Linked DNA regions of Homo sapiens: region 2 is linked to region 1. Evidence: read pairs that join two places in POLR2A ChIA-PET (ENCODE). Cell type or tissue: PC-3. All regions are shown on one strand.

Region 1 (8,000 bases):
AGCCCTGCTCCACTTGCTCTGCCTTCCTCCCTCTGCCGGATAGACACCAGGTTTGGAAGAGCAGAGGAGTTGAATATGTCTCCTGCAAGAGAAAGGGGCTCAGAGTGAGGAGGGGGTTGCCACCTCAGACCCCATCACTCACACTCTGGCATGGGGCTCTCCTCTGGGACAGAAACTCTCCCCAAGCCTCACACTGTGACCCTCCTAACCTGAAAATTGCAGTGACATAGGCACAGGCTCCAGGAATCACATAATGAGACAGACTCCAGTCTGCCCTGCCCGGCAGTGGGAGCTGCCACTGGCTTTAACTGGTACCATGACCTCCGACTTGAAGTTCCTAGAAAGGAAATGAAGCAACAACCTTTGAAGTATTTGAGGGAAGAAGAGTCGATGGGGCAGGGCAGAGGTGGTAGTTCTCTGTGCCTGTGGCATCCACTCAGCTCTCCCCTCATGAGGTTCAGAAAGTTCAAGAACCTGCAGAAAAGATAAAGATAACCAAGCCCCCCTACACTTCCTTCTGCAAAGCACAGAGGCCCTGGAAACTCGGGGAATCTGATGCTCACCACTTGCAAATACCCAGTTTTCTGTGGGCTTTTATCATCTCTGTTGCTTCACTAACCTTTTATAGTACCTCTGTGAGGCAGGCTAATTGGGTAAATAGACTTCAACCCAGTTTACAGATGAGCAAAATAGAAGCAGAGACATTGACTCGTCAATGGCCTCACAACTAGTAAGTGATGGGGACAGGGCTGGAAGCATTTTCCTTGCCCCCTCATCCAGAACTCATCCCTCCCTATATAGCTGCCTATGAGTGGGAGAGGCCTTTGTGTCCATTTCTTTCAGTCCTGTTGACCGATTTCTTTCAGACCCAAGCTGGGGCTCCATCTTTGGCTAAAAATACGTACTGTTTTTTGTTGGCCTTTTTGAGGAGTGTGGGCTCAGAGCAGTAGGAGGACTTTCCTTTGCTCCCAATGTTCAGGCAGCTGGAGCAGCAGCCACAGGGCCCGGCGGCCAGGGACCCCTGATGCATGGGCACCAGGCTGCTGCTGATGTGGAGGGAGCCATTGACCAGGCAGTTGAGGGACCTGCCACCAGGGGCAGTGGGCCGGCGGCCATGCTGGCAGGGTAATTGGGTCAGGGCAGGGAGTGCTACACTGTGGTCCAGGACAGGTGCCTCGGTGATGGTGATCTCAGGGGAGCTGGGTCTAGAGGTTTCTGAGGCTTGAGTTTCAGGCGGCCTGTTCTCCACCTCTGGGCGGACGCCCGGGCTGTGCAGGTTCATGTGTAGCTTCCTCATGTGGTGCACCACAGCTGCTGCGTTGAAGGCTTGCTAAGGAGACACAAGAGCAGCCTCTGGCCTTCTGCAACCTCAGAGGGCCTTGGAGCTTAAACTTTCCCTTTGCCTTGTGGCCTCTTGAAACCTGGGTGCCCACTTCTCATTTCAGAGAGGGTACACGGAGCTCCAATGCCTTCTGGGACATCCCAAGGAAAGCCCTTATGTCAGCCCCTGCCAGCCCAGCCTCCAGGGGCCCAGAACAGCTTTCCCACCCCCTGGAGAGGACAGCTTACCCTCCACTTGCTCTTAGCAAAGTTCTTCTGGATCTGGAGGCTGACTGATGGGTAGATGTCCCGGTGGAGGGCTGTGTTTCCGTCAATCCTGTGGATGTAAGAGGGGACACCTGGCTACTGGGTGGCTATTTACACTCATCCAGGGAGTGGGCAGGGTGCCTGCAGGTCTAGGTGAGAGCTGGGTAGAGTGTGCAGAGGAAAGACAGCCCACAGCAGGAAAGGGCTGCAAGCAGGTCTCCTCTGTGCCCCTGGGCAAGTAAGAGTCGGCTTTAGCTTTGGCAAAATCAAAAACTTTTAGAGCAAGGTCAACAAGCTATAGCCTATAGGCCAAATCGACCTATTGCCTGTTTTTGTAAATAAGGTTTTATGGGGACACAGTGGTGCCCATTAATTCAGGTATTGTCTGTGGCTCCTTTTGCACTGTGACAGCAGGGTTGAGTAGTTGCCATAAAGACAGTATGGCCAGGAAAGCCTAAAATATTTACTATCTGATGCTTTATAGAAAAAGTTTATTGGACCCAGCATCACAGGGCACTGGGGTAGTCACCATCCTTTAGCTCAAAACCTTGCCTAGAACCCACCTCCTCCTGGAAGCCTTCCTCAGTAAGGCCGTCTGGTACAGGCTGCCCCTTTCCTATCCCCTTAGCCTCTTATTCACTGGTCTCTAAGTGTTCCTCAGACACTTGCTGTGTGCATAGTACTGTGCCAACTACTAATAGACCTCGAGAAGTAAGAGACATGGGCCCTGACCCCTAGGAGCCTACAGTCTAGATGTCGGGTGTTGTTCATGCTATGGACTGCAGTAATACATGGTAAGCCGTGTGATTAATAAAGAGAACTGGGGAGATTGGGTTGGGCTGCAGGGGTCAGGGGCTTCAGGGAAGGGCAGAGACTGATCTGGATCCTGAAAGATGCTACATACAGGGCAAGAGGCAGGACATTGTAGGTAGTGGGAATGATCTGATCCAAGGTGTAGTTAAGACAGAGCTTGGTATGTGGGGTGAGACAGATATAGCTCCCAGGCCTATCTGGACAGAGGAGGTATGCTGGCAATCCTGGGAAAAGAGGCTGGAGATAAAGGGTCAGGCCATATTAGGGAAACTGGAAAGACAAAGGAATCCAGGCTTGCTGGGGTATGAAGTGGGGAGCTATTGTAAATTGAGTTGGGAAGTAACATGAAAAAATATTTTAAGATTTTCTTTTTCCTATTTTGCCAATCGGTTGCTTTGCAGTTGTTCTTAAATCACTTCACCTGGAACAGTTATTGATCCCTGAGTAAAACAAAGCTCTAAAGGACAGGACAGAGTTGCCCATTCCTGGCACTTCTTGAATAACTAGTACTGAACATTGCACCCTATCCCAGTGCTGAATGACAGCGCTCGGCTGCACCTGCCTCCTGCACTTGACCAGACAACCCAGCTGCTACCCTTGCATTAGAACCTGCTCCACTGTATAATGTTTGAATCTCTACCTGGGCCTGATGAACAATGGCATGGTCCTTGCTTGTCACATCATTAAATGGATCAGGACAAGCAGATTCCAGGGAAATGCAATATGAATGAGTCAGCATGGTTTTGGGAACTACAGGGCTGGGGTCTAGAGTCCACTCCATGTCTCACTCACCAGGGATGACTCAAGGCCTTCTCACAGGTGTACCGCTCGTTCGGATCCTTCTCAAGCAAGTGGCAAATAAAGTCCTTGGCTAAGGGGAGTAATCAAAGACACGACGACTAAGGACCAGATTTCATGACTGATGGAAATTCACTTCCGGGCTGGTGGGTGGCAGTGAATGCATCTTTAGCTGATCTTCCAAAGAGGCAATTTTAAGAGTCTTAGAAGAGGAAAAAAAATCCAAACCACCTAACAACAACCCACCATAAACCACCAAAGAAGGGAAGCTCCAAGCCGCCTCACCCACACAGCACTGCAGAAGCGTCACTAGTCACAAGGCCCCCATGTGCCTGCACATCACATGTGCATGTGTTTGCACTGAAACAGGGGCCAGCGCTGGCACATGGGCACGCATGTGAGTGCTGGATTGTTCCAGCTCTGATTTCCACTTAACAGGTCCAACAATCACGTAATGATCATCTTCTCTCACACATAGACATTGCATGCTCTTTCTTGATATCTAACCCCTTAGTTTTGCTGCTCTTGTCTGGAACTCTCCCCTCACCACCTGGCTCTGCCCTCCTGGCCCATCTTCTAAACTGCCCCCCCATCTCCTTTTCAGGCATACTGTGGTTCTGCCTCCAGAAAAACAAAAGCATAGCTCTTAGATGTAAATAATTTATCGGGTCTTTGAAGCAGACGAAGATTTCTCCACTTTCCTTGGCAGCCTGTTCTGTAAGATCCCCAGGGACTTTGAAGAGCCGGGACTGTCATCCTTTGTTAAGCTCATTTCTCTTGGCAGCCTCTACCTTGAGCCTGTTATCTCTCCTTCATGCCTACTGGCCTTACCTGACTCAGAAATGTCATCCCAGAATGGAGACTCAAACTCATAGTAGCCCTCCTTGATCTTCTCGAAAAGCTTAGACTCCGTTTCTTCATAGAATGGGGGGTATCCACAGAGCCTGCAGCAGGACAGGAAGGAGGCATACTACTGAACAAACCTGTCCTCCCTGAGCCAGCCTCTCTGCTCCCCCAAGCTCCCACTGTATACACAGGTGGGCACTGAAGGTCCCAGAACAGTGGTGTGACCAGGACGCAGATCTGCCTCAAATTCCAGAATGGTACAGGTCCCGTAAAGTGTTTATGCAAGTGCCAAGCCTTGGCACAGTCATCCCTAGAAGGTCCCTGTGTACATTATGCCCTCCAACCCTTGCCACCTCTCCTTATACTTTCCCTGACTTATGAATGCTATATAAAATATGTTTAAGAAAGTTGGTAGACTGTCTACTTGAATGTAAGCTTGATGAAGGATTTATTTAGGCTGTGTTGTTCACTGCGGGATTCTTTAGAACCTAGCACAGGGATAGATGCAGAGTAGATAGGCAGTGAATATTGGTTGGGTAAATAAATGAGAGTACTTATTCAACATAAATGGAGGAGATAATTGAAACCAGGTTATTTTCCTAAGAGCAAAGTTTGCTATAGGTGAGGAGGGATGGTGGGGAAGAGGTGATGGGCAGGTTAGGAAAGGGAGAGCTTGGGAATGTGTGGAGAGGAGCGAAAAGGAAAGGCCCTGACCAGCTTTATCCAGGCCACAGTTTTGCCTTGGGAAAGCTGAGATGTAGGAACAGAGGGTCCACCTGGCTTCCAAGCCTGGCTTGGCCTCTCTCTTTTTCACTGTTCATTCCACTGAGTGGGATGCAACACATTTATAGGCAGTAAAAGGGGCAGGGGTGCAAGAGGAGGGAGTGCCAGGTGGCTGTGCAGTGGATTCACGCTGAGCTCTGTTTTAAAACTTGGTGGAGGTGAAGAGAGAGGAAGCTTTTAAGCTGTGTGTACATGTATGTGTGTGTGTGTGTGTGTGTGTGTACCCGTGTGCCCCTGTGCCTGTGTCTGTTTGTGCACATGCACGTGCTTGGAGGAGGAGCTGAGACAGGGGAGGGAACGAGAAGGGGTAAGCAGGCTCCGAGACTTCTCATCAGCTGAACCCAGGCCAGCGTCTACTCACAATATGTAGGTGATGACGCCGATGGACCAGCAATCCACAGCCTTGCTGTAGGGTTTCTGGGCCAGCACTTCTGGAGCTGCAGCAGACCAAGGGCAGAGTCAGGGCTGGTGGCAAGAGGAGAGGGCTTTGGGGTGGGAGCTGAAGGCCAGGCTTAGAGAAGAGGTCTGGGGAAGACTGTGGGATGGTGGGGTTTCTAGGAGACTGAAAACTCCCTAAGGGTAGGGGCTGTGTCTCTTCTGGGAAGACTAAATCTTCCTGAAAAGAGAGACTGTGACTTCTGCATTAGTTTGTGAGTTTCCCCATGACAGGGTCGATGACTCACCTGTTGGACTGGGGATCTCCAGGGCTATGTCTCCCTGATTACACTGAGTATTCTCTGAAGGCAGGGCCTGTCTCCCCACTCAGATAGGGGATTCCCAGGGCAAGTGTGATCTCTCTCCCTTCAGACTGGGAGATCTTCAGTGTAGGACTGTCTCTCCTCCACTAGACTGGGAGCCTCTGGGAGGCAGAGACTGAGTCACCCCCATTAGATTAGGAGCTCCCAGAGCAAAGGCAGTATGTCTCCCATCAGACTGTGGGTACCTTCTGAGGGGAGGCATTTAGTCTGTCCCATCAGATAGAGAGCTTTCAGAGGGCATGAGCCATGACTTCCTCTGATTAGGAGCCCTGTGGGGTGTAGAGAGCTGCCTTCTGTATTTCTTGCAGCTACCAGAGCTTTGTACCTGGTGGGACTCAATACCTACTGAGGAGTGAATGACCTGCCTTTCTGGGAGGGTAGATTCCCTCTCTTGAGTCAGAGCTCTGCTTCCCATTACCCAACTGCAAACAGGTGACGACTGGTGAAGTGGGAAGGGACAGGAGCGGATGCTCTGAGTTTCAACTTTGTCTCCTGTAGATCCCAGGAATACTCTTCCAGGTGCCCTGCCTGCTCTCACTCTTTTTGGGGGCCCTGGAAACCTACAGGGATGTTCAAGCAGGAAGCTCCACCTTTGCCAATTTCCCAGAGTGCTTCCTTGGGTGGACATTTAGGAGCCCATTTCTGGGTTCCTCAGGCCCAAATTCAATATCCTGTGCTTCCAGGCTCCCAAGAACTGGGGGCTAATGTCTCCTTCAGAGTGGGAGAAAGGAGTAGGGTTGGTGCTCAACCCCTCAGCTCTCTGCTGATCTCTGGGTTTGTGATCTTGTCTGCCCCTGGTCCAGCTGGAAAGACAAAGGCTGGAAGTCTATCCGCAGAAATGAGAGCCAAAGCATAGGCAGGGACTCTGGAGGGCTCAGGGGTAGGCGGTCTTTAAAAATGTAGAATTTGGGAGCAGTAGAGATAGATCCTGAGACGGATGAATTGGCTGGCCCTAAACTTTATAAGTGGATGTCCTACCAGGATAGCCCCTGAAGTTGAACCCTATGTTCTCAGAATCACCCCTTTCTATGAATGATAGGCATGTGGTTGAATGTAGCCAACTGGTCAACCTTCCTCCTGCTCCCAGACTTACCCACGTAGCCTGGGGTCCCACAGGCAGTGGACATGATGCCATTCTGTTCCATCTTGGACAGACCAAAGTCAGTGATCATGATCTTAGAGTTCTCTTCAGGGGTAAGGTAAAGCAGGTTTTCGGGCTGTAGGAGAAAAAATATGTAGTGTAGGATATAACCACCTGAAGCAAGTATTTTCCTTCCCCTTGATACAAAATTTCACAGGAAGATGAGCCCTGGGCTCCTGACTTCAAGGCCAGCTCATCCTCCCCCATTCTTCCCTTCTTCCTCCTACCTGCACCCTCACACCTGCACCCCAGTAGTCTGCACCTTGCTTATGGCTCTGACTTTGCTCGGTCTTGTAAACATTAATATACTCACCCTTTCCTTCCCTCACTTCCAACTACCCTGTTTGTGTTTTGAGAGAACCAATCTTTGGTTAATGGTGTCTGATCTCTCCAGAGTCCAGTGCAAGGCCTAGTACAATGTAGGCCCTCAGTAAATATTTTGTTGCATTGGGTTTTGACTGTGGCTGGATGTAAGAAATGTGTGTATTATTTTGGTATTGAAATAGGGTAAGGCATAGTGAAAGTTTCAGGAAAAATTGAGGTGCAAATTAGTAACCATTGTTCACTCATCCAAGGTCTGTTTAAGGAATCTAAGGGCAGAAGGGGCCTTGGGAGTCACTAGTCCAACCCTCTTACTTTATGGAGCTTAGATGTCCCATGACCCATGCAGCTTCCTTAAGGGTCATTATCTGTTTCCCACCCAGGACTCCCGCCTTGACACCTTTAAGTCTCTGTGGACGATGCCATTCTCATGTAGGTATTTCACTGCCGACAAGACCTGCTGGATCACCAGACTGGCATCCTTCTCTGTGTAGACACCCCGCTCCAGGATCCGGTCAAAGAGCTCCCCACCAGAAACACTGTGGGCATAGGATCAAGACAGGAATTCAGTTCTCATTTCACTCAAAGTAATGAGAAGGTGTTTGCTTTGAAGCCTTGGGGGACACAGCTGCAGTGGAACAGGCAGGCCCCCATGAACTGTGATTGAAGGGCTGCCAGCAGACTACTCCAGTCTCAGAACACCCACTCTGGGTACCTGGAGTGATATCACTAGGCAGTCATCTCTTTGGGCCAAGCATTGACCTCTCTCTCTGAAAATTTCCTTTAAAATGTAAATGCTTCTGGTTGGGGCTGCACAAGAAGCCAATAATCCCTTAGTGTGGACACACTTCTTAGCCACCTTCCTTCCTGGCCTATGACACAGGAAGCCATGATGAAAGAGAGAGGTAACACAGAAATTAAGCAAAGTAGGAAAGAGAAGGCATGCAAGTGAG
Region 2 (8,000 bases), 690 kb after region 1:
CTCAATCCCTCTTGCTTAAAATACTTTCTTCACTGGGCTCCTGTAGCACCATACTCGCTAGTATTTTTAGTCTCCTTTTCTGATTCATTTTCTTCTCCATCACTTTACAAAGTTAAAATACCTAAAGCTTCAGTGTTTGGCTCCTTCTCTTCTCTACTGACATGCAATCTCTTGGAAATCTTATCCAAGATTATCAAAATTACCATCCCAATGACTTTAAATAATATCTACATACTGACAGTTCCCAAGTGTGTGTATCTTCATCCTAGAACTTCAGACTAGAATACCCAATACCCTACCCAACATCTTTACATGGGTGCCTAATAGAGTTTTGGGTTTACCAGGTACCCAAGCAAACTTCTTATTTTCCTCTCCAAGACAGTTGCATCTCCAGTCTTTTTCGTGGCTCAGTTAATGACATCCCCATTCTTCTAGTTGCTTAAGAAAAAACAATTAGGCCAGGTGCGGTGGCTCACGCCTGTAATCCCAGCACTTTGGGAGGCCAAGGCGGGTGGATCATGAGGTCAGGAGATCGAGACCATCCTGGCTAACACGGTGAAACCCCGTCTCTACTAAAAATACAAAAAAATTGGCCGGGAGTGGTGGCGGGCGCCTGTGGTCCCAGCTACTCGGGAGGCCGAGGCAGGAGAATGGCGTGAAGCAGGGAGGCGGAGCTTGCAGTAAGCCGAGATCGCGCCACTGCATTCCAGCCTGGGTGACAAAGCAAGACTCCGTCTCAAAAAAAAAAAAAAAGAAAAAAAAATTAAAGTCATCATCGACTTCTCTCTTTTTCTATTATTGGTCATTCAATCTCTAAGCAAGTCCTGTTAGTACTTCAGAAAGCGTCTATCATCCAACTACTTCTTTCCTCTCTTACAGCTACTGCCTGGATTCAAACCACAGTAATCTCTCTCTCCTGCCATGCTCTCCAGAGCAGTCGCTTTACTTTTCTTCTTGCCTCCTCATATTCTCCATACAGGTTACACTCAGGACAGCTGCCAGAGTAAGTCTTTAAAAATGAAAATATCAGTGCATTTTACTCCTTTGCTCAATGTTTATCAAAGTCTTCCCATTTCACTTAGAGTAAAAGGCAAGTTCTTACAATGGTGTAAATGGATCCATGTGATCTGACTCTCCTAGTTACCTCTCGACTTCAGGTCCTACTGCAAATCTTTCCCTCCTTCCCTTATCTTAGCCTGCTTGGCAGTTCGTGAATAGGCCAGACACACTCCTACCTCAGGATGTTTCTTACTGGCTGTGTCCTCTGCCAGAAATACCCTTCATCCAGACATCCACATAGCCCACCTCCTGCCTTCATTCAAGTTTTTTAATCAAATGCCATCATATGAATGATTTTCTTCTCCATAACTATTTATTTATACCTCCCAGTACTTCCAGGCCCCCTTACCCAGCTCTCTTCCTTCCATGAGATTTGCCGCCTTCTAATACACGTTTTTTTTCTTAATTTATTATGTTTAAGGTTTGATGTCTGTCTCTTCACAATAGAAAAATTCCACAAGTGCAGGGATTGTTGTTTGTTTTGTACACAATATATCCCTAGCATGTTGTTCACTGCCTGACTCATAATAGGGATTCATGACATATTTGTTAAATGAATAATTGCAAGGAAGCATCCTGCTCACTCCAAATTTCTACCTTCTTTTTTTTTCTTCTGACTGAAAACTTTTCTAAGCAATAAACAAAACAGCCTTTATAATCAGATTTCTAAAAAACTGAAGAAAAAATAGATTTTAGTAACTTATATAGATATTTTCACTAACCAATGCTTTGGTTTCTCTAATGATTTGGTCTATGATCTCTGAGCTCACTCTTTCTGCAAGGCAAGCACACATTTAATGAGTATAGTGCCCATGTGCATTACCCATGAAAATGTGTCTAAAAAAGATAAATTGGACACTATGATTGGATAGCGAGTTTTTTCCAAGAAGTCATACTATCATACTATTAGTGAACAATATTATTAGCTAACTTTAATTGCTAGTTATCTTTATTTTTGTATGACTTTTTTTTTCCAATTTGAACACCAACTGCTTACATTTTAGTGTATCATTTGATATCCTTTTACCAAGCCCATAGTAGTTGTTGTATATAATGGACTCCGAATCATTATAAAAATATATTCACTGACTTGTGACAAGGATGCTGAATTTTGTGTCAGAACAGGACAGATAAAACCATATCCCCAGAAAATGAAAGACATATACAGAAGGAATTGAGTATACTGCCTGGCCTCGCTACTACTCATCCTAATAACTACCATGCCAATGTTTGGAATCTTCCAGATATGTTTTCATCATCCCCCCACTTGTTGTTAATGTCTGAGTTTAATCTTTAATCCACCTCTTTGGGTTCTGCTTTCAGTTTAGATGAAGTAATTTCAACTGAAAGGCTACCTATACCCCACACTCCACTGCCCCAATAGTGACTCAAGTCCCTACCTATAATCCATGGTTAATGAGGGAAAGCTGAGAATGGGGCGATTTAATTTCAAGTCTAAGGACTTTTTTTTTTCTTCATGGATTTGTTAAACCAGATATTTAAAAGGCTGAATAAAATTGGGGAAAGGATAATCACCTCCAATTTCTTGAAGCAAAAGCTCACATACTCACTGATGTAAGAAGAGGAAACCACAAGGTTTTTCTGTTCATTTTTCATCCTTTAGCTCTAAGGAAAAGAAAGGGCTGAGGTTCTGAACTAGGCTTCTGATGCATGGCTATTTAATCTATTCCTGATTCTGCATTTACTTTGCTCTGTCTAGAAAGGATGCAGAATTGGCCATAATGAATGACCCAAGCAATTTCAGCTAATGGCCAGAATTGAAACCTTTGATAATCCCAGGTGAATAATGTTGTCTCAACAGACTGAAGGAGTCTTTTACCTGTCTGACACAATGATAGATGTAATTAGTTAACAGGGATATTCAGAGGTTTTAGTGGAGGCATTAGCAGAGATTGCTCAGGTCATTCTTAATTATGCAAATTCCATCTTCTTCAGACAGAATACAAAAAAATAAAACGAGTAAACACAGCTGGAAGAAAAGATTCCACGGAAACAGCTGAAGCTAGGAAACTCCTCAGAGAAGTGATTATGTACCCCTCAGGCTAGGTAGGTGAAGAGGAAATAGCCATAGACAAAGGTCTTAACTGTGGGCAGTCCCCAGCTTTAGTCAAGCCAAAAAAGCTTGGATGCCTACTAAGTATGCTTATCCAAAGTCCTACGTCACCTTGAGCAGACATGACTAAAGGGAGAAATATTGCAGGTGGTTTCAAGCTCTTTCTAAGCAGCAGGCTTTCTCTCTGGGGAAGATAGACAAATAAGTGACTTAAAGCATTCAGAAGCAGGAGACAGAGAATGATGAGATGAGTTCCACAGGGTTGAATGAGAAAAGGAAGATGAAGGGCGCTGAAAGAGCCTTCTCCCTCAGCTCTAAATTTGCAGTCCCCTTTGAATTCACCATGCTTTGACCTTCTTTGCCACTACAATTTGAGACCCTACGTGCCTCCACTCTGCCTTCTAGCAAATAGTCACAGCCACTGTCAGATCTGTGTAAAGGTGCATAATTCAACATGGCATCAAAAACAAAGGACTCTTTGCATCAGACGTGTTTATTTTTCTTGTAAGGCTTTGACACGTCAATGGTTGTCACCTGTGGTTGAGTGAAATCTTGGCATGAAATCAATTTGATGTCCAACGTCAAGCAGCTTTCTTTAATGTCTCTGGATAAGGCAAGAAGGGCCTTGCGTCCTTGAGGAGAGGCAAATGAATAACTGGGGGTCAATCACTGGGGCTTGATGAGGATCCAGCTGGTCCTCAAAGGCAGTCAAGAGAAGTGAGTATTTAGGCAGTGGCTCTTGCTGGTTGGTTTGCAAAAGCTTCAGAGGACAACACTGGGAATCACTGATTATCCACGCTTTTTGCCTGGCACATGGGGTGGCTAATTTTAGAACCCAACTTTTTAGCCTCTCTCCTATGGTTTTCTTTTCTTTCTGTAGCTTGAAGGAGGCAAACCAATAAAACATTTTATTACTTTAGAGAACTCACAACCAAAAATTATTACAGCATGAAAATATAAATAAGTTTAAAAGGGAAAAATATATGCTTGATAGATTACTGTAGGTGCAGTGAGGAGTGTGGGAAAGTGGAAAGAGCATTTCTATTGAAGTTATATTGCCTTGGGTTTAAGTCCTGTCTCTATCCCTCTTTGCTAGCTGTGTGGCCTCACAGAAGTCGCTTAAATCCTCCGAGACTAGGCGCCCTCATCTGTAAAATGGAGATTGTAATGCCTATATGATGATTAAATGAGTTAGAGTTTTGTACACATAGATCTTAAAGAGGCATATTTTTATGGTGAGAAAAATTTTTGAGTTTACATCAGAGAAAAGACAAACCTTTCATATCCCTTGTTGGCTTTTTAAGAGCTAGAACACAATGCACAATATATTTTATATTGAAACCAACATATCAATGATTAATTTGTATGTATCCAAATCACATTCTTAAGTTCCACTTTTAGTCTTAAATTGAGATTAGCCTAGTTGAGAATTTGTTTATGTAGTTAACAAAACAGAAATATCCAAGAAAAGAGGGTAATTTCGAAGGTCGCCCCATTTTCATAAGTATCTACTTCCCAAATGGGCATCCTTATGGGAAAATTATCCAAACTGGACCCAGTAGATTTACTTAACAAACCTTTATATGGTTTACTGTATGTCAGACATCTGTTCAAAGTGCTTTACAAATATTAAGCCATTTAATTCTCATAATAAAACTAAACTGTACATAGGTAGATAATTACCTATTATTCCCATTTTGCAGATAAGATAACTGAAGAGCTAAGAGGTTATATAAATTGAACAAGATCACACAGCTAATAAGTGGCAGAGCCAGGTTTTATACCCAGGGAGTCTGGCTCCAGAGGCCATAACTTTAACCCGTGGGCTGTGCTATATCTTTTGCATTAACTCTACTGCTCTGTGGTAAAGGATTTGTATCACAGTCTGCCAGAGTTTAAGTCTACAAGAGTCTAAATGTGCCATGTTTCTATAATACCTTTCTAGGTATTGATCTGTACATGAGCCACTGAAGTAGACCTGTTATATTAGGAGTTCAATTCAGCAGGGTCCACATAAAGAACATTAGTTATATTTTTATCCTGTACAAAGTAGTGGGGTCATTAATTGCCTGAAAGCAATGTTAAGAAGACAATACCCAAACAATTCATGGTATGTGTCAATTGTCTACAATTCTGTAGCATAAGTATGACCTTAAAATCACAATCTCTTTATCGATTTATTCACTAGAGAATCTGAGGATCAGGAAGGACTTTAGAAGGTAAAGTTTTTCATTATATTTCCTTACTTCAACATCTATTTCAAGGAATCTCCAATTAGGGTCAGGCCACTCCAGTAACTGCAAGTTTACTGGAAATGCCTGTCCATCATTAGTCCCAAGGTGGCTCATGCCTTCCTTTATAAAAAAAAATTAGTAATGGCTTTATCAAGACATAATTCACCTATTCTTTTAAATTATACAATTCAGTGATCTCTAGTATATTCACAGAGTTATGCAACTGAGGTTCAGTAGATGCTACCCCAAAATATGGCACCTTGGCATACTGAATATTTTAAGCTGAAAGAAATTGAGCTGCAGAAACAGGAAAGAACTCTGGCTTTCTTCTGAACCCCCTTCCCCTAAAGTAGGTCATAGAAACTAGAATTTTTCTTGCTCTTCTTCTCTGAAGCAGATCATAAAACCTAGGAAGGTCACTCTGGACTCCCTTCCTTCTTCCCTGCAGACCTTCATGGAACAGGTGTCCTGCCCTATACCAGAGGGAAAGAATGTCACGCAGGGACACTAGAAAGAATCTGAACCAACAGGCCTCAGTAAGATCCCCCCTGTTTATTGCTGTTAGACCACACCCTTTCATTCTTTAATCATACATCTCCATGACTGTCCACTCTTCATGAAACCCATGCATAAAAATACACAGCTGCCGGGCGTGGTGGCTCATGCCTGTAATCTCAGCACTCTGGGAGGCCGAGGCGGGTGGATCACTTGAGATCAGGAGTTTGAGACCAGCCTGGCCAACATGTTGAAACCCTGTCTCTACTAAAAATACAAAAAAATTAGCTGTGCAAGGTGGCACATGCCTATAATCCCAGCTACTTGGGAGGCCGAGGCAGGAGAATTGCTTGAACCCAGGAGGTGGAGGTTGCAGTGAGTCGAGATCGCACCACTGCACTCCAACCTGGGTGAGAGTGAGACTCTGTCTCAAAAAACAAAAAAACCCATAGCTTTCCCCATCTCTTTAGGTCTTCTTTCTGAAGTCTCCATGTCATCTAAAACTTAGTAAATAAATTTATATGCTTTTCTCTTGCTGATCTTTCTTTTTTTATTGGGGTCTCTGCCATGAACCTAACAATAGGTGAGAAAATAAATCTGTTCTCTCCTATATAACCTTCACTTTATCTAATTTCAGGGCATTTTTATAACTCCAAAAGAAACCCATTAACAATTACTCCCTGTCCTTCACTCCCTCCAGCCCCTGACAAACACCAATCTACTTTCTGTCTCTGCAAATTTGCCTATTCTGGACATTTCATATAAATGGAATCACACAATATTTGGCCTTTTGTAACTGTCTTCTTTTACTGAGTATACTGTTTTCATGGTTCATTGGTTTTGCAATATATGTCGAAATTTCATTTTTTAATTTCAAATTTCATTTTATTTTTATTTATTACTATTATTATTTTTGAGACAATGTCTTGCTCTGTCACCCAGGCCGAAGTGCAATGGTGTGGTCTTGGCTCACTGTAACCTCTGCCTCCTGGGTTCAAGAAATTCTTGTGCCTCAGCCTTCCGAGTATCTGGGATTACAGGTGTGTGCCATCACATCTGGCTAATTTTTGTATTTTTAGTAGAGACGGGGTTTCACCGTGTTGGCCAGGCTGGTCTCAAACTCCTTACCTCAAGTAATCTGCCTGCTTCGGCCTTCCAAAGTGCTGGGATTACAGGTGTGAGCCACTATGCCTGACCCCAAATTTCATTTTAGATTCAGGGGCATTATATAATATAAAAAAAAATATAAAAAATGCAAGTTTGGGCCGGGTGCAGTGGCTTACGCCTGTAATCCCAGCACTTTGGGAGGCCAAGGCAGGTGGATCACGAGGTCAGGAGATAGAGACCATCCTGGCTAACACAGTGAAACCCCATCTCTATCAAAAATACAAAAAATTAGCCAGGTGTGGTGGCAGGTGCCTGTAGTCCCAGCTACTTGGGAGGCTGAGGCAGGAGAATGGCATGAACCCGGGAGGTGGAGGTTACAGTGAGCCGAGATCACACCACTGCACTCCAGCCTGGGTGACAGAGTGAGACTCTGTCTCAGAAAAAACAAAAAAAAGAAGTGCAAGTTTGTTACATGGTATATTGCATGATGCTGAGATTTGGTGTATGGATCCCATAACACATTTTTTTAAATAATTTCAAATTTCATTTTAGATTCAGGGGCATTATATAATATAAAAATAAATATTAAAAAAAATGCAAGCTTGTTACATGGGTATGTTGCATATTGCTGACCTTTGGGGTATGGATCTGTGGTGGTGAGCATAGCACCCAATAGGTAGTTCTTCAACCCACACCCTTCTTTTACCTACCCACTCTAGTTCTCTGCAGTATCTATTGTTCCCATCTTTATGTCCATGTGTACCCAATGTTTAGCTCCCACTTATAAGTGAAAACATGCAGTATTTGGTTTTCTATTCCTGTGTAATTTGTTTAGGATTATGGCTTCCAGATGCATCCGTGTTGCTGTAATCCATGTTGATTTCATTTTTTTATGCTGGATAGTATTCTGTGTTGTATATGTAGCATGTTTTATTTATCCAATCCACCACTGATGGGCACCTAGGTTGATTTTACATCTTAGCTATTGCAAGTAGCACTGCAATGAACATATGAATGCAGATATCTCTTTG

The links. ChIA-PET counts read pairs that join two places held together with the same protein. Peaks named below come from ENCODE experiments on the same cell type or tissue, not always from the same donor. Only the 100,000 strongest peaks of a DNase experiment are listed, where the experiment ranks them.
Region 2: POLR2A ChIA-PET joins it to region 1 with 5 read pairs; 1 of 35 experiments calls an interaction of 5 or more read pairs at or near these places.

What each region holds. Positions count from the first base shown.
Region 1 is chr1:209,605,122-209,613,121 of GRCh38, reverse strand. CAMK1G (calcium/calmodulin dependent protein kinase IG) reads right to left here. Exons shown (of 13, transcript NM_020439.3): 5 at 7,448-7,586; 6 at 6,679-6,802; 7 at 5,189-5,264; 8 at 4,030-4,142; 9 at 3,193-3,271; 10 at 1,570-1,657; 11 at 906-1,330; 12 at 210-337; 13 at 1-82. The coding sequence ends at 247. Among named protein-coding and RNA genes, the nearest start is that of MIR4260, 14 kb to the left of the region's middle. RefSeq lists an enhancer at 2,789-3,988 and a silencer at 5,107-5,265. In PC-3, a CTCF peak has its summit at 1,122; DNase peaks (open chromatin) are centred at 3,151 and 5,521; H3K27ac peaks cover 893 bases.
Region 2 is chr1:208,913,130-208,921,129 of GRCh38, reverse strand. The region is part of intron 1 of LOC107985255 (a long non-coding RNA gene); the gene reads left to right. Among named protein-coding and RNA genes, the nearest start is that of LINC01774, 55 kb to the left of the region's middle. In PC-3, no CTCF peak of the experiment used is centred here; DNase peaks (open chromatin) are centred at 1,569, 3,229 and 3,649; H3K4me3 peaks cover 961 bases; H3K27ac peaks cover 4,636 bases.